Regions from separate parts of the Mus musculus genome. Here region 1 is linked to region 2. Evidence: chromatin loops called from intact Hi-C (ENCODE). Cell type or tissue: left cerebral cortex. All regions are shown on one strand. Links, peaks and the distances in the headings refer to the core of each region. The heading gives the core; the rest is flanking DNA.

Evidence for each region. Hi-C counts contacts between places; a loop is a spot of excess contacts. Peaks named below come from ENCODE experiments on the same cell type or tissue, not always from the same donor. Only the 100,000 strongest peaks of a DNase experiment are listed, where the experiment ranks them.
Region 1: a loop joins it to region 2, with 2.3 times the contacts of the local background. A loop is called at or near these places in 11 of 42 quality-filtered maps.

The regions. Positions count from the first base shown.
Region 1 is chr11:120,009,078-120,020,579 of GRCm38, forward strand. Aatk (apoptosis-associated tyrosine kinase) reads right to left here. Exons shown (of 14, transcript NM_001198785.1): 3 at 9,668-9,815; 4 at 7,651-7,730; 5 at 7,236-7,354; 6 at 7,029-7,116; 7 at 6,382-6,515; 8 at 4,573-4,657; 9 at 4,371-4,492; 10 at 3,646-3,795; 11 at 757-3,349; 12 at 530-677; 13 at 198-398. It overlaps Mir338 (microRNA 338), which reads right to left and starts at 5,785; the gene lies at 5,688-5,785. It overlaps Mir3065 (microRNA 3065), which reads left to right and starts at 5,690; the gene lies at 5,690-5,776. In left cerebral cortex, for the core only: CTCF peaks have their summits at 2,848 (motif pointing left), 3,432, 4,225 (motif pointing right) and 5,855; DNase peaks (open chromatin) are centred at 3,028, 4,229 and 8,121; H3K4me3 peaks cover 2,529 bases; H3K27ac peaks cover 7,167 bases.
Region 2 is chr11:120,073,567-120,085,068 of GRCm38, forward strand. Cep131 (centrosomal protein 131) reads right to left here. Exons shown (of 26, transcript NM_009734.3): 2 at 10,230-10,423; 3 at 7,678-7,772; 4 at 3,761-3,875; 5 at 3,353-3,474; 6 at 2,523-2,636; 7 at 1,998-2,144; 8 at 175-292. The coding sequence starts at 10,406. Among named protein-coding and RNA genes, the nearest start is that of Cep131, 7.5 kb to the right of the region's middle. In left cerebral cortex, for the core only: no CTCF peak of the experiment used is centred there; DNase peaks (open chromatin) are centred at 6,915, 7,312, 8,632 and 9,367.

The DNA.
Region 1 (11,502 bases), core at 2,246-10,245, 65 kb before region 2:
TGGAGGGCGGAGTGGCAGGCCCTGGGCCCAGGAGGCAGTAGGCCAGGTCCACCAGAACATAATGTCTGCCCAGAGGCCAGGGGGCAGACACTGTTAACAGGGCAATGTCCAGCAGACCAGAGGCCACCAAATCACCCCTCATAGATCCCCATTCGTGGTGTCCCTCTGCTCCACCTCAGCCCCCACCACACTCATACCTCCCACGGACTGGGCATCTGAGTCAGATATGTGGGTGATGGAAAAGCGGGAGGCAGGTGTGGGTGACACGGTGAAGCGTGAGAAGGGCGCAGCTGGCGTGGGAGGCGCCGCCAGGACAGGGTCAGCAGGATCCAGCTCAGTCACCAAAGCAGCCTTGCCGGGCACCAACGGGAAATCACCATCCCATTCGAACCTACTGCCTGCAGGTCGGACCAGAAAGTCACTTCTGTTATGTGACCCACCCCAGCCCCCACTTAAGATGATATGGCGTCTTGAATCCAGACCTTCCGTGACAGTGATGTCACTCTCTGGCCCCCAAAACCTGGCTCACCTGGTTCAGGAGCAGAGCTGTCAGGAGAGTGGCCAGCCCGCAGTGGCAGGCCGGTGGCACTGGGTGAGCTGGGGCCACCCTCCAGGAACGTAGGGAGTGATTCCTTTGTGCTGGGAAAGGGCTCCCCAGTCTCTCGGGTGGGGCTTTCCTGGAGGGACAGAGCATAGTGTGTGACTCGAGCCGCCCAACCTCCCCCAGCTCTGTGTATACCCAAAGCAGCAGCCCACCTGGTCAAAGAGGTAGACCGTGACATCATCGAAGAAGGACACAGCCTTCTTCTTGCGCTCCAGGTCGTCACAGAAGGCCTCTGACAGCAGGCTGGGCATCTTCAGCAGGCTGCGTAGATTTCGGGCACTCTGGCTCTCAGCCACCACCACGGGCACCGCTGGCGGCTCCTCCTCGCTGTCCTCACTGGGCTCCTGGACGCTGTAGCACCGGAGCTCCTCATCAGACTCCTCGCTGTCCTCGGTGTCCTCATCCTCCTCCGGCCGGCCCTCCAAAGCCCCGGGGTGGCCAGGCAGGGCCAGGCAGAGCGGGGATCTGGGTGTGCTAGGATTGCCCATCTGCCCCTGCTGGGCTCGCCCTGACAGCTGTCCTGAGGGACCCTGGGGCTCCGTGCCACTGCCTTCTGAGATCAGTGGAACGGAGGTCAGCGGGAAACATTTGGAATGACTTGGGCCGGGCACAGGCTGCACTCCAACTGGGCCTTGAGCCCCGAGAGGCTCTGGCCTGGGGACTTCTGGCAAGGGCTCCTCTGACTGCTGTGGAGGGGACAGCACCTCGCTGGACACTGCAGACCTGGGAAAAGCCTGCACAGACTGATGCCCTGGGCTAGGTGGGCTCCTCAGGTCTTGCTCCTTTTGGGAGTCCTGGATCCCACTGTGCTTCTCAGGGCCAAAGGTGGGTTCGGACTCGGCATCCAGGTCTGAAAAGTAGGCAGAGTCTCGGTAGGGGCTCTTCTTGCTGAGGCCACCAAGGGAGACAGAGAGCAGAGGATCGGGCCCTGGGCTCTCACCCTCTGAGGCTGGCTCCCCAAAGGCCTCAGGCTCACTCGACTCATGGGCCTCCTTGAGCACAAACTCAGGAGACTCATAGTTCTCTGTATCATAGCCACTGTCCACGGCACGGGGCTGCCCGCCAGGTGGACCAGCAGCTGATGGGCTTAAGACCTCACAGCCACCATCACTGGCTGAGGACGGTATGTCCAGAGAGTCCAGGGAGTCAGGGGTCCCCACCTGCTTCTGCAGACTGCGCAAGGCTGGTACTATGCCTGACTTCTCCGTGTGTGGGCCGTCACTGGACAGGTCGGTGAAGACTCCTGATGTTGCCTCGGTCGTGTCTTCGTCCTCGCTGCTGGGTGCCTCTTGCCCCAGAGAACTGCCGCTGCTCTCCAGGGTGGGGGCTGGCTCAGGGACGGTCACCCAGCTGCCAGCAGCGGGTGTGGGTGAGGCAGGTAGGATGTCAGGAGCGCTTGCCTCCTCCGAGGGAAGTGAGGCTCCTTCACAGGATGGGGAGGGGACGGAAGGAAGGGGTAGCTGGGGTTCAGCAGATCCCTCAGCCTCCTGGGCAAGTTTGGGTTCCACAATGGGGTTCTCAGCCCCACCCACAGCTCCCTCTGTCCAAGGGGATGTGATGAGGCAGGCAGCAGGTGCCAGGCCTTTGGCAGGACACAGGGGGAGCAGGTTGAAGGGACGGCTTGGCTCCTGACCAGGGGAGACTGCTACTAGCCCAGGGAGAAAATCTCTGGGATCCTCCTGGGACAGGAGATGGCCCACCTCAGGGGAGGCTCGAGGGGTCTGCTCTAAGCTGGAGCAGTCGTCCCTGTAGCTGTCTGTGAAGCTGCTAACATAGCCAGGATCCCAGGATTCTGGGTCGCGACTGGCACTGTTGTTGTTAGCTGACATGTTAGAGCTCCAGTGTCCACACTGAGCGGCCAACCCCACCTTCCCCTCCTCTGGCTCCTCATCACTGGGGGAGGGCTGGGCCCCAGGACTCCCCGAGGGAGATGCACCCAGTGGGTCATCAAAGAAGGGCGGGCAGAAGGTAGCCACACCCCAGTCTATGTCTTCAGCTGGCAACATCGGGGTCCCAGGAGAGGGTGAGCGTGAGGGACAGGGTGACCCTTGCCTCCTATGTGAATGGTGGTCACAGGGGCCCCACAGACCCTCAGTTGGGGGTGCATGGCCCAGCAATGGCTCCATGGCAAGGGACGCAACAGTGCTCTCCTCAGAGTTATTGTCCTGGTCAGTCACAGCCTGGGGGCTGGGAGCGCAGCCGGCACAGTCTGGATCGTGGCCAGCAGCAGGCACTGCCCCCTCCAGGCGGATGAAGTACTCGCTACCCACTGAGGGGCTGTGGGCACTGAGGACTGGCACCACACCCGGCGGTGAACTGTCAGGCGCGCACAACTCCTGCAGGCGCGCTGCCGAGCCTGGGCTTGATGCAGCCCCCGAGGGTGGGTACTCCTCAGCGCCACAGCCAGCCTCCCACTTGTATTCAAAGTTGAGGCCGTGGCTTGTCTCCGTGACCGTCAGCACGTCATCACTGTCCACGTGAAAGCCGTCGCTGGTGAACCGCTCCAGCAGCGGGAAAGACGAGGCAGCGGTGAGCTCCGCGGAGGCGGCGGTGGCAGCTGCTGGGGCTGCAGAACCCGAGCCCAGGCCCGTGCTGCCCCCGGGCCGCAGGGAGCGCCAGCGCCGCTCAAACTCCTCCTCCAATTCTGTGGTGCCCTTAGCACACAAGTAGGACAGCAGTAGATGAACCTCTTCAGCTGTGGGCCTCTGCTCTGGCTGCAGCCAGCAGAACTGCATCACCTCGTACCTGCCGGGAGGCCCTCATGGGTGGCCCTGGCCATATCCAGAGGCACGCTGGCCGGAGTATAACCTGCCCTCCGGGGACAGTCCGTTCCCCCATGCTCAGAGTACCCTGGGAACACTAGGGGCAGTCAAGGCAATCTCCCAAGGCAGGCCCAGAGGCCTGGGAAGGGCCCTGAATTAGGGTAGTTCAGGCTGCAGAGACCCAGAAGCCCTGTAGAGGTGGACCGAGCAGCCCCAGGCTGTAGGGCTCAGCCCCCTGTGCCCCTCTGGCCTGCCTGCCCAGGGGGGTGGGGTCCTCACCATCGATCAGATAGAGCCAGCTGCAGCTGGGGCTTGGGCAACTTAAGCTGCTGCTCCCGGACGGCGTAAGCCAGCACCTGCCCGTCCGAGTGCTGGGGGTACGGCTGCGCACCCAACTCGAAAAGCTCCCAGATGGTCACACCCAGGGACCTGCGGGAGCAACCACAGTGACACGTGGCTGAGCATGACTGCACAGAATCCCTGAACACCTGTCATCATGTCAGCCTCTCTGGGACTGGACCTCACTACGCCACAGCCGCCCCTCTCTAGAGGCACAGATGCAAGGCAGAATCCTGTATCCCTTAAGGACAAGTGGCCTTCAACAGCATCTCAGGATGATTTTTAACCAAAATATGGTGCCAGTATTGGGGGGGTGTCAGTTGGTCCTATCCTGAAGGCCCCATACCCTTGACTGTCAAGGCAGTCCCCCCTACACACACACACACACACACACACACACACACACACACACACACACCAGTATAGGAACCTCAGGAACCCATCATCAACGAAGTAGCCTGTAAAGTGCCTCTCATGGCCACAAGGTGGCAGGCATGAGTACACTTTCCCTGTGTGGCAGCCCTAATCCTAGCCAGAGAAGGAAGTCAAAATGCTGGAGCAGGGGGCAGAACTGAAAGGCAGCATCCCCACTAGAATAGCTGACGCCAGCGCCATCTGGGGAGGCGGCATCCCAAGGCCCTCCCGGCAGCCCTGCCTGCGCTCACCACACGTTGCTGCTCTTGGTCTGGTCCACCACCAGCAGGTTGCCGTGAACCTCGTCCACCAGCTCTGGCGCGATCCAGCGCAGCGGCACCCACAGCTGGTCAGCGGTCACGAGATAGTCTTCCTGTAGCACGCAGGGACAGGATGGGAGTGAGCTCCGCTCAGCAGCTGCCCCTGCACACGGGCCCTGACGGCCTTACTCACCCTGTATTTGCAATGCGACAGGCCATAATCACCAACCTTCACTGTCAGGTCAGCCGTAAGCAGGCAGTTCCTCAGGGCCAGGTCACTGCGGAGTGGAAGGCAATGTCAGCAGAGTGTGCCAGCCTGAGTGAGCCCTGGTGGAATGGTTGGGCTCCCGGGCACAGCCAGGCAGACCGACAGGAAGGGGTGTCTGAGGGGCCACCCACTTGTGCCCAAGTTCTGGCTCCACACCCTGTACTGGCTATTTTGGAAGACCTGTGTGGACTTCAATGCATTTCTAATACTTCTTCTTCTTCTTTTTTTTCTTTTTTTTCCAGACAGGGTTTCTCTGTGTAGCCCTGGCTGTCCTGGAACTCATTTTGTAGACCAGGCTGGCCTCGAACTCAGAAATCCTCCTGACTCTGCCTCCCAAGTGCTGGGATTAAAGGCTTGCGCCACCAAGCCCGGTTTTCAATGCACTTCAATGCATGTGAAAATCAGGCAAAAGATGCTCAAGGACGACCCCCCCCCCCCAGCAAAGTGCTGTCTAACTGCACCAGAGCCCTAACCCGCTCCACCCTCTGTCTGATCTGCCCAACAAGGGCCAACAAGCCATGGAGCAGAGAGTCTGCAGTGTCCTCTCAGGACCCTCACCCTTCCGACTACACTCCACCATCCCAGTCCCCAGGAGGTAAGAACTGATGGAGAAACCGAAGCCCGGAGTGTCTCAGAGGGTCCTGCCAGCAGTCAGAGCCCATGTTCTAGAGTGCAGCCCTGCCTGGCCTGCTACACAAGCTGGAGCCGAGGTCTAGAACAGTATGGACCACAAAGGCCCCTTTGTGTGGAGGATAAAAATCACCAACTCAGTGGGAAGCCTGGAATGCCAGGCTCTGTATAACTCTTGCTTGGCTATAGCGCCCCACCCCCAGGTGTTTGGGGTACAGGACAATAGAGTGCCACGGGACGCACCCTCATCTGCCATACTGGCTGTTCTGCTGAGAGATCTCTGGATGTAGATGGGGCCACCTTGGCCTGCCTCTACCCCAGGAGGACTGTGTCAGGGGACAGGGTGGGGTGACCTGGGTCCATGCCTATGGGTGGGGCAGCTGGGCTAGGCAGCAGGCAGGGCAGGAGGCTGGCAGCTGCCCTCTTCAACAAAATCACTGATGCTGGAGTCACTGTGCACCCACTCAGCACCAGGATATTGTTGGGGAGGACGGCCTGTGCAGCGTTGGAGCTGGTGGGCCGCTTGTCCGTTGCCACTTCTTCCAGCATGTGCCCCCAGCTCATGGGAGGCTGGGCATCCTGGCCACCAGAGGCAGGAGAGAGCCACCCCTCCCACTACAGGGCCAGCCCAGCCACTCCCTTTGTGGCCTGAGGGAAAGAGGCTGGGGTTGGTATGGAGCCCAAGTATGGCTGACTGCTCTAGTAGACAGGATGGGTTTCTTCATTTAACTGTCTGCAAGGTGAGTTTCAAATGCCAAGTCTTCACAATTTATTTCATTTTGAGATGGTCCTGCTACATAGTCCTGGCTATTCTGGAGTTCATTAGGTAGACCTAGCAGGACTTGAACTCACAGAGATTCTCCTACCTCTGCCTCCCAAGCGCTGCAATTAAAGGCGTGAGCCACCATGCCCAGTTAGTTTTCCCAGTTCTAAGAATGATAAAGTTCCCTGCAGAGTGGCTATTTTTAGATGAACCCAGTTCATGAGGCCCACAACGTGGGATCACCGTGACTTTTCTGCACAGGGTCGTGTGATGGTGAGGGTTAAGGCCCTGGGGGAGTGGGGCTTTGTAGCTGTAGCCTGGCTAGTCTCGCTAGCCCTCACCTGTGTACATAGTTGTGTCGATGTAGATGCAAGACGCCACACGCCACCTCGCACGCCATGCGCTGCAAGGTAAGTGGGTCAGGCGCCATGGACTCTGTCACCCGGCAGCTCCGTAGATAACCTTTGAGGTCCCCCTGATGGACGAGAGAGCACACAGTCACCTGCTAGCTGCAGCGACCAGCCCATCACAAGTCTGCCACCCACACCAAGAGAACCTGGGTCTGGTGGCCTGTGGATCAGCTGTGAACCCTAGTGTTCACTGCTGTTTCAGCAAAGCCTGTGTCTCAATTCTGGCACAGTGACCTCCATATAAGCAGCCACCAGAGCTGTGCATGTAAAGGGCCCAAGGGGCAACACGAAGACCCAGAACTCAGGCTCTGCCCCAGGAGCTTCGGGAGCCCTGTGGCTGTCCCAGGACACCTCTCGCTGAACTATCCAAGACCCCACAGTGTTGCCCCTGCTGCTGCTGGCTCACTTTCTCTCCGCAGACCTCCTCTGAGGGAGAGCAAGGACTACCAGGACTCTACTTTAGAAATAACAAAAGACCCCAAGAGGCTGAGCAAGAGAGGAGCCACTCCCCTTTGGAACAATGAGCTACAGAACAGGACCGGGAGAGACAGAGCTACCTCCCCGAGAGGACCACTTACCAGTGGACAGAACTCCATAACCAGCAGGTAGGGGGTCACTTCAGCACACTGGGCCAGGCACTGGAGCAGGTTGCTGTGCTGCAGGGCCCTGGAAGAGTCCACGGGTGTTTAAGTTGGAGGGCAGGAGAGGGTGTCCCATAGCCCTCAGTTTCTCCCACTGTGCTGCTCCCCTGCCCGGCCCCACCCCGCCCCCGCCACACCACCCACCTGTAGGGCTGCGCCTCCTCCAGGAACTGCATCTGCTCCTGCACGCTGGCGCTCACCTTCAGCTCCTTCACCACCACCTGCGTGCCACTGACGCCCGAGTGTACCTCCCCCAAAAACACCTGCCAAATGTGACAGGCATCACCAGGTCCCCTTTCAGTCTCCATAGGAAAAGCCATCTAGCGCCCAGGGCCTCAGATGGTCATACAACTTCTCACCAAGCTCTGGCTAGAACCCTCAGCCCCAGTCCACCCACAAGGCTCCTACTTTTCTCACTGCCTGGGGACTACAATGAGGAAAAAGGAATCAGGTACATGGTCCAGTCTGGGGCGGGTGTTAGAAAGAGCCCCTCCCTAGGGGATCCCCAGGAGTAGTGGGTCCACCCTTTGCCATTCCTGCCACCCCGGGGCATGCTTACCTTCCCAAACCAGCCGTGGCCAATCTCCTTTAAGTACAGGAGGCTGTGCCGGCCCAGGTCCGTGGACTTGAGAAGTTGCACTAGAGTGGAACAGAAATCCAGACACAGCTTAGCCACCGCTCCCTCTCCATCTTCCCGACCACGCTCTCCAGAGCCCAGAGAGCTTTCCCAAGCTCCCCAGCCAAAGAAGCTTCAATAAAGTGGAGGCCAGGTTTGAGCGCTGTCATCGAGGGCCAGTGTCTCTTAGGCTCTGGGGTGGCTGCTGTCAGCAGAGCTATGGACCTCAAGTCTCCATCCAGGCAAAGCCTGGGGATGCCCAGAGCAGAGCCACAGGGAGAAGCCAAGCCCAAACAGCAGGGCCTGGAAAGGCGTTTGGATGAGGCAGGAAGCTGGTGCCGAGGCCTGGGAGGACAGCAGAGCAACCAACCCCCTACCCCTGCCACAGGCTGGCATTCAAACCCCCACCACAGCAAAGCCGCCTTTGTTGGGGGCTGCTTGGCACAGCCCTGTACGGGACACACTGGCTCCATTCTCCCTGTGAGACAGGCAGAGTGAAGTCAGAGGAGAAGAAGGGTCAGCGTGGGCAGAGGAAAGGGCCAGGGCTCACTGCACCCACTCATGCCCCCTCGGATTCTCTGAATTCTGCTCCCACGCTGATAGCCCAGAAGGCCGGGGTCAGGGCTGCTGGGACGCCCAAGGGAAGATGGCAGCCCTCGGGGACTAAGTCTGCTTGGTGCCCAGCTCATGGAAGAGTCTCACCGGGCACTGTGCCCCCAAGACTTACACCCTGAACCTAATCTGTCTAAATGCCTGGTGGAAACCCTGGGGTCTCTAGGACCTCAGTTGTCCCAGAGTGGGTTCAGGGTCCTGACAGTAGAACCCAGGGCAAGCACAGGGGGCAGGAGAGTGCTTGTATGTTAGGAGCTAGAGGTAGAGGAGGCGGCTTAGGTGGGCTGACCCATCTCACACAAATTTCTCCCTCCTTGAAAGAAGATGCACCCCCCCCCCAAAAAACCCAAAAAACAACAGAGCTGAGCAGTGCAAAAAGCACCTTTGCCCTCTCCTGGGTCCCTGTCCCACTGTCCTTGGCCATAGATAGCCAAGCCTGCCTCCTAGGAGGTGCTAAGGACACCTGCAGGCCTTTGAGCCAGTGGGTAAACGTGTCCATGTCTGGATCCTGCCTGACTTTTGAGCTCACTCCCTTGAGACTCGATGGGCCACAGAGCCATGCATTCAGGGTTGGGTCAGGCTGGTGGCGACCAGGGCAGCATTTATCTAAGTCTCTATTGGCTCAAACAGGTACTTTGATGCAGGCTGGGCCCTGGATGGGAAGCATTGTGTTGAGAGCCTGGGAGGGCTGGCCCAAGGTTAAGAGCGGCCTGCTTTTCACCACAGGGATGGGGCCAACCGCACTCTCCACTTGAAACCTTCCGCGGTGTCCTTGGCGCCATCAGATGGACAAGAGACAGCCCTGAGCTGAAACTTCCAGGCTGTAAAGGCCTGAGAGCTGACTGTTGTAGAGGTAGTCATAGTCCCAGGCACCAAGGTGACCAGGGCAGCATTTACCCGTCACCTCTAAAGAGGAGGGGGGTGGTGGTGGTGCAGGGAGAGGCTCTGGAAGGAAGGCAAATGGGAGAGGCAGACAGGGCAAGGAAGCTATGGGAAGAGGCCCTGCCTACACCTGGGTTGGGGGTAAGGGGGTGGGCATTGATGCTTCTCTTGTTCCCTATGCTGTGTGGGTAGCCTGTTTGGTAGGGACAACGGGGCCACATTCCTACAGGTACAAAGGAGCAGGAGTCTGGGAAGAACAGAGGTAGATGGATAATCCAGAGTGCTGAGCCACCTGCCCCAGTTACCTCATGGCAGCCCCTGGGGTGGAGGAGCGACAGACAAGGCTACTCTCAAGCCTGGGTCCCAGAGGGGCTCCACGCACCTCCCAACACAGCTCAGCCTGAGATGCGGCCAGGAGACCTCGGCTTCCCAGTGCCCATGCCCCAAGCGACCCCACACCACTCACCGGAGCGACCCGGCTGCTTGGCCATGGGTAAGGAGACCTCGGTGAGGGGCAGGACATACACATCGGGGCCGGTCTGTGCAGCTGCAGCCGGGGAGCCCTGCTCCGAGAAGTCGGCCACATACTCGTCCCCTTCAGCATTCTCAAACTCCTGTGGGTCGGGCCGGCACGGGTGGGTGAGCAGGACACAGGCTAATGGAGGCAGGCTAGGAGAGGCCCCTTTACCCCCAAACTCAACCTGACTTACACAGGCCTACAGCATGGGCCCCTGCCACATGGCCATTCCCCACCTGTTCACCGGCCCCAATTCCTCAGGGACACCATCTCAGCAGAGGTCAAAGGCCTCAGGCCCAGGTGGGGCTGGGAACCCAAGGCTGAGTCCTGCTTGGAGAAGGGCTAAAGAGTTCAAAGGGACAGAGGCAGAGTAGCCCCTCATAGGCCCTGTCAGTGGTCTCCTCCCTGCCCCCACCCCCTGCCACCCCATGGCTTAGAGCAGATTTACAGGCAGGGGCTCACTGCACATCTCGGGGAAGGTAATTCGGTTCCTCTTCCCTAGCTGGGCAGGGAGCAAGGAACCCAGGGACTTGTTCTTCATCCACACCTCCACTGCCTGCCTGCATGCCGTGGGGTACCCTCAGCCCTGCACCCCCCCCCCCCAGTGCACCCTAAGAGCTTGCTCCTGCATCCCTGGAGATCACTCTGGGGACAGGCTGCTAACTCTGAAGACTATCAGCCTAGGAGAGACCACCCGACCCCCACCCCACCCCATCTAGATCACATTCCAAGCAGCATTAGTCTGGGGTAGGCCACAGCCATAAACAAGGACAGGGTTTCTCGTGGAAGAACACTTGCCCTAGAACCACAAACAAACACATCAAAACCAAAACAGGAACAGAGCAGAAACCAGGCCAGCTTGTCCTCAGCACCGGGCAAATCTCCCTGCCACATCTCCCACCCAGGTGAAAACTGGGCTCTGAGGACTGGGCATAAACCCGGAGCTTGGCTGCCCGCTCCGGGCCACGTTCCTGCGGACAAACGGCTAAACATACCCTGGGGACCTTTTTCTAGGTCATCTGTCTTTCTGTAAAGGGGGTGGCCCTACATTCCTAGTGGTTAGCCCAGCTCTGCATTCTGAGAGCAGAGCCTCTAACACCTGTGGCAACTCTTCCTCCCCGGAGCCTAAAAGACCACATTAGAACGTCCTCTAGCCCCACACGCTGGGGCCTGCGATGCCCGCTTCCCCCTTTGTAGTATGAATTAGTTCTGGCTTCAACCATTACCTTCCCTTGCCAGAGAGCCAGCCGGGTTCCCCCAGCACAGCGGGCGATCAGGTAGCACAGGGTTAGCATCCAGCCCCTGCCCAGAACAGCCCCGGTGGGGAGCTCGCTGTGGAAGCAGGAGGCAGTGACCCTCCAACCAAAGCACACTGGTGCTGGAATGTTCTGGGCACCATGTTCCCAAGGAGGTGAGAAGGGCGAGGGTGGGAGGGACTGCTGTCAGTCCTTGTGTGGGGCCTTGTTCTCAGCGCCTGAGGAGGGGCTTGCTACACAATGGCTGCCTAAGCTGTGCCCTAGCTTCCCACCCCCACGTCTCTGACCTGAGGTTCTGCCCTCAGGGTCCTCCAGGATGCAACTCTCCTTTGATTGTCCAGCCCATTGTGCGCTGACAATCAGGAGGTCGGGAGATTGTCCCCTGGGGTGGGGGCACCAGGGAGGGGGGCACACTGCACTGCTGTTAAGGAACTAAACACCCAAGTTTGGCTGGGGTCTGTGCTACCAGGTACTGGGACTCTGCAAAAGGGTAATAGCATTTGGTGCAGGTTACCCAGTAGGAGGTAC
Region 2 (11,502 bases), core at 2,405-10,404:
GTCTCTTGGTACATCAACCCAACAGCAGCATCGAGGACAAGAGGTGCCACAGAGGGGGCTATGCACTTATGGGTGAGTCCAGATCTGACGTCCATTTGATTTGTCTTAAGAATGGCACTTAATGCACTCGCTGTACACACTGCAGGTGGCGAGACCCTGAGGAATCCCACTGACCTCTCGCTTGGACGCTAGCAGGTGCTCGAGGGCTGCTGCTCCCGCTCGGCGCCTCTGTACCTGGCAGCGGTACCAGCGCTGGATGGTAACTGCAGCCTGGTTTACCTGATGGATGAACCTGTCCAGAGAACTAGATTCAGGACCAGGAAAGGTCCCCACATCCCTGTACCCCTAGAACAAGAAGTGTCCAGATGGAAAGAGACAGTGGTGGCTACACACGGCCCTTTCTCACCAGGCTATGATGTGGAAGGCCAGCCCTTCTAGTCTCCTTTAAGACCTAAACCCACCCTCCTGGAAGACAATCCAGGGAGGGTGCAAGTGTCAGTCTAAAGCAGGCTTGGATGGTTGTCCAGGCAACAAGATGTTGCTTGGGAGCAAGACCAAGCTCCAGGACCCCACAGCCAAGAATACAGCTGCTCATGAGACAATCAGGTCGGTGGTTGCTAAGGTCAGGGCACAAGAGGAGACCACACGGTAGGTAGGCAGAGGGAGTTGGGTTGGTTGAGATAGCCTAATTATTTTTAGTGTTATTTAATTGAGGGTTGTTTGCTTTGTTTTGAAGACAGGGTCTCTCTATGTAGCCTTGGCTATCCTAGAGTGCCATATGCAGTTCGGGCTGACCTTGAACTCAGAGATCCTCCTCCTCTGCCTCCCAAGGGCTGGCACTGAACGTGTGTGACACCACACCCGGTCACGTATTTGTTTTTTGAGCCAGAGTGTCACACATTCCACTCTGGCCTCAGATTCACCATGTACCTGAGGATAGTCTAGAACTACTGGTTCTCCTACCTCTGCTACCCACGTGCTGGGAATGTTAGCGTGTGCGACCACATAACATTTGTCAAGTGGGTACATTTTAAACTAAACCCAGTGGTCTGGGGAAGAGAGCCTAGTGGTAAACCTTGCAAACCTCTGGGTCCCATCCCAGAACTGCAAGAAAACAAATAATAACTCAACAAAGCTGATTAAACCAAACCCCTCAACCCTGACTAGAAGGGCTGTGAACAGATCGTTGCGGAGGGTAACGACAGGGGACCAAGTACCTCCGGCTGCCTGCCATAGTGCCCTGGCTCTGCAATGAGGCCCATCCAGAGAAGCACCAAGATGGGGCTCTGGGGAGCTGACGGCTCCTGGCCTTGCCTCCAGTTCCCCCCCTCCCACTGTCTATGGCAGGACCTCTCCCCATACTCAGCCCAGGAAGTCACAGGCCAGGTGGGTGGTCTGGTTGGACCAGACCAGGGAAGCCCTCAATGCAGCTATTCACCTGCTAATGGGGCCTGGCAAGGAGCCACCATGGTAGCCACTGAAGGCCCCACCTGTGCCTGTGCCCACCGCTGCCGCCCCAGAGGGCACTGTCAAGGGCAGCCTCACCCATGGTAGCCAGGAAGGCCCCGCCTGTGCCTGTGCCCACCGCTGCAGCCCCACAGGCAGGTGTTTGTTCTCCTCAGTCTTTTATCTTCTTTCTGCTAAATGTGTTTTTAATCACCAGTTTCACGGAGGTATAATTACCGTGCTATAAAACCCTCCCGTTTGTGGCATACAATTCAATGCTTTCTGAGGCAGATTTACAGGGCTGTGCGTCCATCAGCACAATCCAATTCTAGAACATTCCCACCACCCTCAGAGAACAATCCCTGTGGTGTCCTGGTTCCTGTCACGCCCCAAGCAACTACAGCCCCTCCCCCATATAACCATCTTGCCCTTGCGTTTTAGACACATGGAGTCTCAGCGAGTGTGGCCCTCCCATTCATGTTGTCTAAAAACCAACTGTTAGAGTCATAGGTCCCAAGCCCCTGGCCCCACAACTCCCTGAGAACAGTCACCTCTCGGCTTCCTCTTCAGTCACCTCCCTCCGCCTCAGCAGGCCGGTAGTGCCTCGAGCGGACTGACTGGCACTGGACAAATTCTTCCGAGGCTTCCCCAAGTCGCTGCCCTCACCTCCCTCACGGGCTGCTGCCTTCACAATATTGCTGATGAGACAAAGAGAAGCCTAACTGTGTCCACAGCTCTAGGCAGGGTCCCCGACCCATGCCCTGGTTCTAAGCCTGGAGGAGGCCCACGAACCATGGTGCAAGGTTGACCTTTCACCTCCACCTTGCTGGCCCCTAGAACTACCTGTACCCCAAAGTCCCATTGCCTGGCACCTGTGTAAATGTCCTTTACATTTTATAAACAGAAAGAGGTTCTCAGTACAGAAGTCTAGAAGCAGACAGATGGGGTATAGGGCTCCAGTTACCCCAACTATGGCACGTGGTTCTGTGTGTGTACAGGAGCTTCCTTCAGGGCCCAGCCTGCCTGCGTCCCTCCCCGGGCCACATGCTTCCTGTGTGCATTCGAACAGGCCTTACTTGAGGGAGGGGGCTGTCTGGTTGGAGCTCTTGGGGGGCGACACCATCTTCGAGGAGGCATAGTGGTTATGCACCATGGTGGTGACACAGTTGCCCACAGCACCTTTGTTGCTCCTGTCAGAGAGACCAGGAAGGAGTGGGGCTGGAGGAAACAATCAGGTTTGGTTTGTGGCACACGCTGCCATAAAAACTCTCAGTGCATACTATGGCAATGACCAAGTGCCCCTGGGAGTCCATGGCCAGGACTCCAGCGGCCAACAGCCCTTTCCTGCACCCAAAGTGGATGATGTCACTGCCCCCAAGGTCAAGGGATGTTTTGGAAATGCTCTGGAAATGGCCCAGAGCCTTGCTTGCTCCAGTGGCTTCTCCTGGTCTATTAGTGAGGCCACAGCACCAGCTCCTGCCTGCCATGCTGGTCACTGCTCTCTGACATGCTGTGATCTGTCCTGTCCCCAAGAGTGACAAGCACAGCTCTGACATGGGCTCACCCCCCAAACGAACCATTCAAGTCAGATACAGCTGGCCTGGAGGAAACTCCTGGACCTGACGTTTCTGAGAAGTTCAGCTGGTTGACTCAGGCATCTAGAAAAAAGGCTCCTCCAAGGGAGAAGAGCCTTCCAGGAGGCCAGGAGGCTTGTTGAGCTGACCACTGATACTGTCTAAACAGTGGCCACAGGTCCCTTTTGTGCAAGCTACCACCTTACAAGGATTCTCTTTGGCTGAGGGGAAAGCCATTAGTTTGACTTCTCCACTCAGTACAAAGTAGCTGAATCCAGCTACATAAAAGACAAAGAGTCTCCTGGGACCAGGTGTGTGTGGTGGGACAATACCTGTTGTTAGCGGTGAAGCTGGGTGCCAGAGGACACTCCTTCCTCCGTGGGCCCAAGGCAGAGTCAAGGGTGCTGGGACTCTGAGCACTGGCTGGCAAAGCCAAGCCCCTGGGCTGCTCATCCTGTGGATCACACGGATACTTCACAGCCTGGAACACTAGGAGCACAGCCCAATACCAACAGCAGGCCCTTATGTGTCATGAGGCAGCAGATGCTATGCCCCAAGGGACCAGTGTCAGGACCAAAGCTCAGCAAGCCTGGGACACCCTCCCCCCACCCCACCCCACCCCACCCCACCCCACCCCACCCCGCAACAGCTGCCTCTCTAGGCAGGAAGGATGTAGAAGGAGCCTGATGGTGATCTGGCAGGAACACCAGGACTCATGGCTGCCTCACACACCCCCTTACCAGGACGTTCCACGTGGCTTCCTTCTCACTGGATGCCTTGCTAAGACTGGCCACCCTTCTTCTCCCACTGGTGCTGCCCTCAAAGAGCATCAGGAAGTCGGTGGGCTCTGCTGGCCTGTGTCAGAGAGAAGTATGCACACAAAGTCAAGGGCTAGGGATGCCAGGAAGGAAGACAGGCGGGTGCTCTACAGAAGGCAAGAGGGCATGACTCCAGGACATGGTGAATGTTTCTTGGAGGCTGGAGAGTTGGCTCAGGCTGAGAGCACTTGCTGCTCTAGCACAGGACCCAGTTTGGTTCCCTGCACCTACACAGAGGCTCACAACCCTATGTAACAGCATTTTTAGAGGATATGACACCTTCTTCTGGCCTCTGAGGGCAGCAGGTACACATATGGTGTACATATAGGTATATAAGCAAACATTATATACATAAAAAATGTTTCTTAACCCTGACATACATTCCTAACTGGCAGAGATGCCTCAGTGGGACAAGGTTTGGAAGTCTGGGTAGCTATAATGAGCCTGAGGATCAAAGGCCTTAAGACATGTGGCTACCAGTTACTGCCATTACCCTCATTCCCCTACACACAAAGAGCCACATACGAGTCAGCTCAAGAAAGTCAGAGGCAACAAGGAAGATCAGCTAGATGGCAGGAACTCCCCCAGGGGGCCACAGACATACTATGCCCAAGGTCTGAACCTGATGGAGTGAGAGAGCCTGGAGCAATGTCCCGTGTGAGGCAGGAAGCTCTGGCAGCTAGCAAACTGTGCACAGGGCCATGAGGCCCAGCATCATGCCCGAGTGAAACAATGTCACACAGTGAGCCTTGAAAGCATGCTCAGGCAGAGGGCCACATACAGGAGGCCACACAGTATCTCATTCTCATTATAAGAAATGTCCAGAGCAGGCAGATCCACAGGGACAGAATGCAGGCTGGTGGAGGACACAGTGAACCTTAGCAGCCATGGGGTGAGGAACGCCCCAGACGGGGCCATGACGCTGGCTGAGCTGACAATATTGAATGGGCCACGATCTGGCTCAGCAGCAGAGTGGGTGCTTGCCTAGTGTGTGCATGGCACTGGGCTCCGTCTCTAGCACCAACAAATGAGCAAATCTCTGAGCTGTTCTTGAGATGTGAGCGGGATGGGACACGAAGTGTAGGCCAGGGACTGTTGGCATTCCTGGCTCTGGGCTGCCATCTCCACACTCTCTAGGAGAGAAAGGGGAGGATGATAGGCAGTCAGTTCCCTGATGTCTCTTCTCAGCCCAGACATATCCCTGGCAAGACTGCCACTCTGATAGACTCCACACCGTTACAGGCTTCACCCATCGCCCTGACAATGGCCAAGGTACAGTGTTGGCATCACCAGCCATGTTAGTGGGCCACAGAAGAAAGTACCGCAAAATCCACTTTCCTGTGGAGGGGGTAGGCTCAGTGTGCCTGAACATGGAAGGCAGGGAGGTAGAAGGGGAAGGACTTGTCCTGATTCACAAATGGTGAAGAAGCTAGACACAATGCAGTACTAAAATCCAGGAAGGCTACCGGGCCAGGGTCAACACTGAAACCCATCAGAAATGGGGACGAAGCCCCAGCATAAGGACTGTGAGGCCCTAGACAACCTAGCAAGAAATATGCAAGACTCTCATGGACACTGGGGTTGGTGGAAGTTGGCAGAACTTATGAAAAAGTCACAAAGAAATGAGGACCAGAGGGCCCATACTGAAGAGCTCTCGTCTGGCAAGTGTCATCCTTGCATGGCTTCGGAGAGACAGGAGACAGCTTGGGGCCAGCACAGTAAGACACAGGGGCAGAAGACAGGACATGAGGCCCTCCACAGGGCCACAGCACCGCATCAAGCCAGAGTGCCATGGTTGAATCTGTGACATTGGAGGAATGACCTAAGACAGGAGCCACAGCAGATGGACATGACTGCAGAGACCTAGACCAGCCTCAAATTTTAATAAAATAAAAAGGGGGAGATGTGGAGAGCCATGCCACGAGCAATCGCGTGCATGCCGTGAGCAATCGCCATTATAAGATGGCGCTGGTTTCCACTGTGCTTAACTAATAAACAAGCCTTATGCGCAAGTGCAAGAGTGAACTCACGCCTAGTCACTGCCCATCTCGCGGTGTAGTAATGGGGTGATGGGCGAGCAACGAATCAGGAGCTGTCACGCCACATCAGGTGCTGAAACGTCACCTGCGGGCTATATAAGCAGTGCCATTTTATAACCCAAGTTGGGTTCCCAGCACCCATGTAACTGCTCACAAAAGGCCTGCAGAGCCCCAGAGATGCCCTGCTCCATGACCAGCAAGGGCAACATTGTTCTGCTTCGGCTGCTGAGGCTCCAATGTAGCAGCACTATACCCATGACCCCGTGATGCCCAGATACACCAAGGGCTGGCAGGGCTTGGTGCTGTCCACATGGTGCTGGTACTATCACAGCATGCAGACTGCAAGAGTTACCATAGGGTCAGGGAGGCTGCGTGTAGTGAGGCTGCATGGGACACTAGAGCAAGCAATGCAGGAAGCTGTCAAGGGGAAGACCAGGTTGCAGTCTGGACTCCAGAATGTATATGGGGAACCAAGCCTTTTGGAGCCCAACTGAATACATTATGAGCCCCCAGTGCCAGATTTGGTTGACAAAGACTTGCCCTGTTCTTTGCTGTGCCCTTTTCTTCAATTTTAGAATATGAATCTTATTCTGGGCTCTGATGTATTAAATAAACATACTTTTTAAAAAAAAATAGGAGCTAACTGTGACAGACTACAGAGACTTTTAAGTTGGACTAAAAGTATTTTCTATTATAACATGGTCAGGAGCCTGAGAGAATAAGGAGTGGGAGGTTGTGACTTCAGAGCAATGTATTTGGGTACCAAGCTAATAAGGGTTGGAGCTGCACTGGGTTTTGTCAGTTTAACAAGATCTACAATCATTCAGGAACTGGTCTCTCAGCATGACTCTGTGATCCGTTAATTTGAGGTGGGAAGGCATGCCCGCTCTTTCTTCCCCACGTGGCCAGCACCATTCCTTGATTGGGATCCATGGAGGAAGCGAGCTGAGAAGGACACAACCATTACCCTCCTCCACTGCAGAGGTGACCAGCAGCTTCCCGCTCCGGCTGTGGTGACTTCACTGCAGTGACAGACTGCAGTGTGATTCAGAATAAGCAAGTTCTTCTCCAGATGGCTTTTGTCAGGGTACTTGATCAGAGCCAAGAGAAAGATCTAAGACATTTAACTGCTAACAGAACTAGGCCTGCTCTCCCATAGGCAGATACATCTACAAAGGGTTTCCTGGATATCATTAATAAGCATAACTACACTGCACAGACACACACAGACACACATATACATACATACATGCACGCACGCACCACACCACACATACACACACAGAGACAGACACACACATACACGTGCACGCATGCATGCTATATGCACCAAATCCTCTCCGCACACCACATACCTGCATACCCATAGTACACAGCATCCATATCACACAACCACAAACTACAAATACTCCATAATACACGCCACACATGAAGCACAGCCCACAAATCCATATGCCACGGCCATGTGCATTTACAGCCCCCGTATACACCCAACTTCTAGCACCGTCACACGTGTACACCCCACACCTCAAGTGCGTCCTGCATTTTCAGTCACCAGTAATTTGGCAGAGTAGACGTCCTGAGTGCATACCCCAGGCGCTGAGGCTCTGTCTGCGTGTGGTAGAAGTGCAGTCCCTATTTTCCTAAGGGAGGAGCCCCCAGATCCCACTGCCCAGCAGAGACCACAATGGACAGAGCTGCAGGAAGGGCTAGGGAGGGAGGAGAAGGGAGGCTGGAGTTACCTGATGGAACAAGACCACCTCGAGAGGTTGAGGGGGACCGGGAGTCACAGTAGGTTACCTGGGGGAGCCCGTCCATGACTGGTTGACCTGTGTAGTGCTGTTAGATCTTCGAAGATTGTTGATAGCTCGGGGGCCTCCAGGTCCAGTGGCCTCCTTCAGAAGGGAAAAAAGAGCCTGCTTAGCAGAGAAGGCCTCAGACACCAGGCCAGGCCTTAGAGAAATCACTGGATTCCAAACAAGCTGGGAGGCTCTTGGTGGCACATGGACAGTGAGGGGGGGGGGGCAGGGCCCAGCCTCTGAGAACCTAGGTGTTCTGCACAAAGTGGGGAGCCCCTCACCCCTGCAGTGGGGGAGGGCCCAGCGAGGAACTGTTCGCTCTGTCACTGTGGTCATCAACAGCTGGCCTAGTGTTCTCAGGCAGTGGATGCGATGCATCACAGGGAACAGGAGATGAAGTGGGCACAGCGGAGCACGGGCCGCCTGCAGGCCAGAGGCAGCAGGTGTGAACCTTAGCAGCAGGCTTGTCTCTCCCTTCTTTGGCCCTCTGCACTTTAAACAGCGGCACATCTGATCATCTACTCTGTTTGTTTGTTTGTTTTTCGAGACAGGGTTTCTCTGTGTAGCCTTGGCTGTCCTGGAACTTACTTTGTAGACCAGGCTGGCCTCGAACTCAGAAATCTGCCTGCCTCTACCTCTCAAGTGCTGGGATTAAAGGTGTGCGCCACCACGCCCGGCTGTGCACCACTACTCTTAATGTGGAATTGTTAAATACATCAACTGCCACGGGGTCAGTGACGGCTCAGGGGTGCCCTTTCCTTTCCCCCATTTTTCTGATGGCAGTTTTATATTCTCCACGCTGAGGAAAGGGATAAAGGTGGCTCCTGTGCTCACGGAAGGTGATCAAGTGCTCATCAGATAAATGAGAGCGTGAGCTAAGAACCTTAGACTCCATCTGTGCAAAGGCTCAGCGTCATCAGCCCAGGATAGACCCTCTCCCTGTCCCACGCCCCCATCCTCCCGAGACAAAGCATGCCCGCTTCACTGTCATATGTGGGGCATCTGCTCCAATGACAAGTCCGGTCTCTTGAGATTTAGAGGCCTGCCCAGAGCAAATGCCCTTCAGGACCCCAATGAGGTCAAACAGTGACAAGGACCAGCAGTAAAATGAGGCCCCGCCCACAGGAGGTCCCGGCCCGGTGGACTGTTCTTTCATTAAGTATAGCAGGGTAGCATCATCCTACAAGACAAACAGCCGCACCGATCCCAGCGAGGAGTCCCGAGGAGAGAGGACTTGGCAGCTTCCCCCACCCAGAACTCAGCCACACGAGCTGCCACTGAAGGAAAAACTGAGATGATAGAACTGCTCTCAGCAGGAGGCCTGCGAGAGGTGGCTGTGTCCAGGGAGCCACAGAGGGAGCCCAAGCTTCCGTGCAGCAGGGGTGCAGCAGCAGATCTTTGGTCCACGCGCATAGGCCTGGCTGCCCTCCTTGCTTAGGGCTTCGGTGCAGTGGAGGGATCCACACAGGATAAGAAACAGCAACTCAAGAGCAAGGCTGGGGTCACAGAGGGCGGAGCTGAGACTCACGCTAGTCTGAGCTGTCCGTCCCTCGGCTGAGGCAGATGGCTGGCTCGCTGCGGCAATTTGTCTGTACCAAATGTCCCTTACCGTTTTTTGCTACCTCTGTCCTTTACCGTCTTGCTACTTCTGTTCTTTACCACCTCGCTATCTCTGTCCCAGAATGCACCCTGAGCAATGGAGGGCTACACCGCCTGACACACTTTTTCAGGAAGAAGGAGGAGGTGGGCCTTTTGTCAAGAAAGCAAGCTCAGACACCAACCAGCCCTTCACCCTCAGCAAGGACCTGCTTCTCGGGCAGAGTCGCAGAGGACAGGCAGCATGCAGGTCTCACCCAGGTTCCTCCCTGCTTTAGAAGTTCAGGCTAGATTCAGGCACAGCCCTGGCCCACAAAGTACTTGCTTCCTTTCTGGGCCTGGCCAGGGAATGCCTAGCAGAGAGTAGCTTTGGGTTACAGGAGCCCAGCTTGGGGCTGGAGAGATGGTTCAGTGGTTAAGAGCACCGAATGCTCTTCCAGAGGTCCTGAGTTCAATTCTCAGCAACCATATGGTGGCTCACAACCATCTGTAATGGGATTCGATGCCCTCTTCTGGTGTCTGAAGACAGCAATGGGGTACTCATATACATAAAATTAGTAAGGCCAGAGCGAGTGGGGGTGGGGTGGAGGTGGGCGGGAGTCCAGCTTGACCCCTCATGTCCACACCATGAATTTCTGAGTGACATTTCTGATTCATGCCCCACAGAGGTAGGCTGGGAAAGGAAAGACAGCCCTCCCCAAAGCCCTCCCTGCCCATCTGCTGCCCACCCAGTTTCTAGAAGGGTAGCTTTGAAGAACCCAAGAAGCCTAAATACAGTGGGACAGGAGGGGAAAGCCGGATGCCAGAAGGGTCTGGATTTGCCACAGCACAGCTCACGTGGCTTGCGTGGTCTACTGCCCACAGGAGCATGACCATGAATATGAGATAAACGCTCTTGTGAGGAACTGTTACCAGGGACTAGATGCCACCCCAAGAGGGTCCCAGACCCACACTCACCAGTGCCTTTTTTCTTGGCTCGCTGCCTGTAGCCACAGACATGGAACGGAAAATAGACCTTGTGGCAGAGGCACTGCCGGGCCGCTGGGACATGGGCGGAGGGAGGCCAATCAGACTCAAGTCCACAGCTTCTGGACTGCCTTCAGGAGTGGCAGTGATGGTCCGTGAACCTTTCATGGTGGACCAGGCTAACCCTGAAAAGGAAATGAGAGACGCAATAAGACACCGCAGGGCTGAGGATACAGCTCCGTCCAGTCTTCAGCATGGTATAAACTAGGTGTGGCAGTGTATGTGTGCAATCCTGGAACTCAGAAGGTGGAGGCAGAAGGACCAGACTCAAGACCGTTCTCAGATAGATAGTGCATTCAAGGCCATCCTGGGCTACATGAGATGGGAATGAAGCTTAGAGAGATAACCAAGTAGTTAAGGGTGTTTGCTGCTCTTCTAGAGGGACAGGACTTGGTTCCTAGTACCCATAGCAGTGGCCCACAACTGCCTGTAACTCCAGCTCCAGGGGATCTGACACTCTCTTTTGGCCTCTGTTGGTATACAGACATATACACACATAGATTTAAATATATATATATATATATATATTTTTTTTTTCAAGACAGGGTTTTAGGGTTTCATTGTACAGACCTGGCTATCCTGTCTGGAACTCACTCTATAGACCAGGCTGGCTCAAAACTCACAGAGATCTACCTACCTCTCTGTCTCCGGAGTGCTGGCATTAAAGATGTGCAAAAACACCTGGCTTATTTGTGCCTTTTACTCTTCTTGAACTGTATCCAAGTATTCAATAGCGACAGAGGGACAGGCCCTGGGCTGTGGGCAGCCACCCCTCCCCCCCGGCCCTTCTCATGGGCAGTACTGGCTCACTTTTAATCCCAGCACTTGGGAGGCAGAGGCAGGCAGATCTCTTGAGTTCTGAGGCCATCCTGGTCTACAGAGGGAGTTCTAGGACAGCCAGGGCTACATAGAGAAACCCTGTCTCAAGAAACAAAGAGCCGGGCGGTGGTGGCGCACGCCTTTAATCCCAGCACTTGGGAGGCAGAGGCAGGCAGATTTCTGAGTTCAAGGCCAGCCTGGTCTACCAAGTGAGTTCCAGGACAGCCAGGGCCATACAGAGAAACCCTGTCTCAAGAAAAAAACCAAAAAAAAAAAAAAAAAAAGGAAGAGGAGTTGGTAGAGGAAGGGAAGTGGGAGAACGAGGTGGGGGAGACAAGATACCATGGAGGAATCTCACCCCTTGCACTCACAATCTCCACTCACT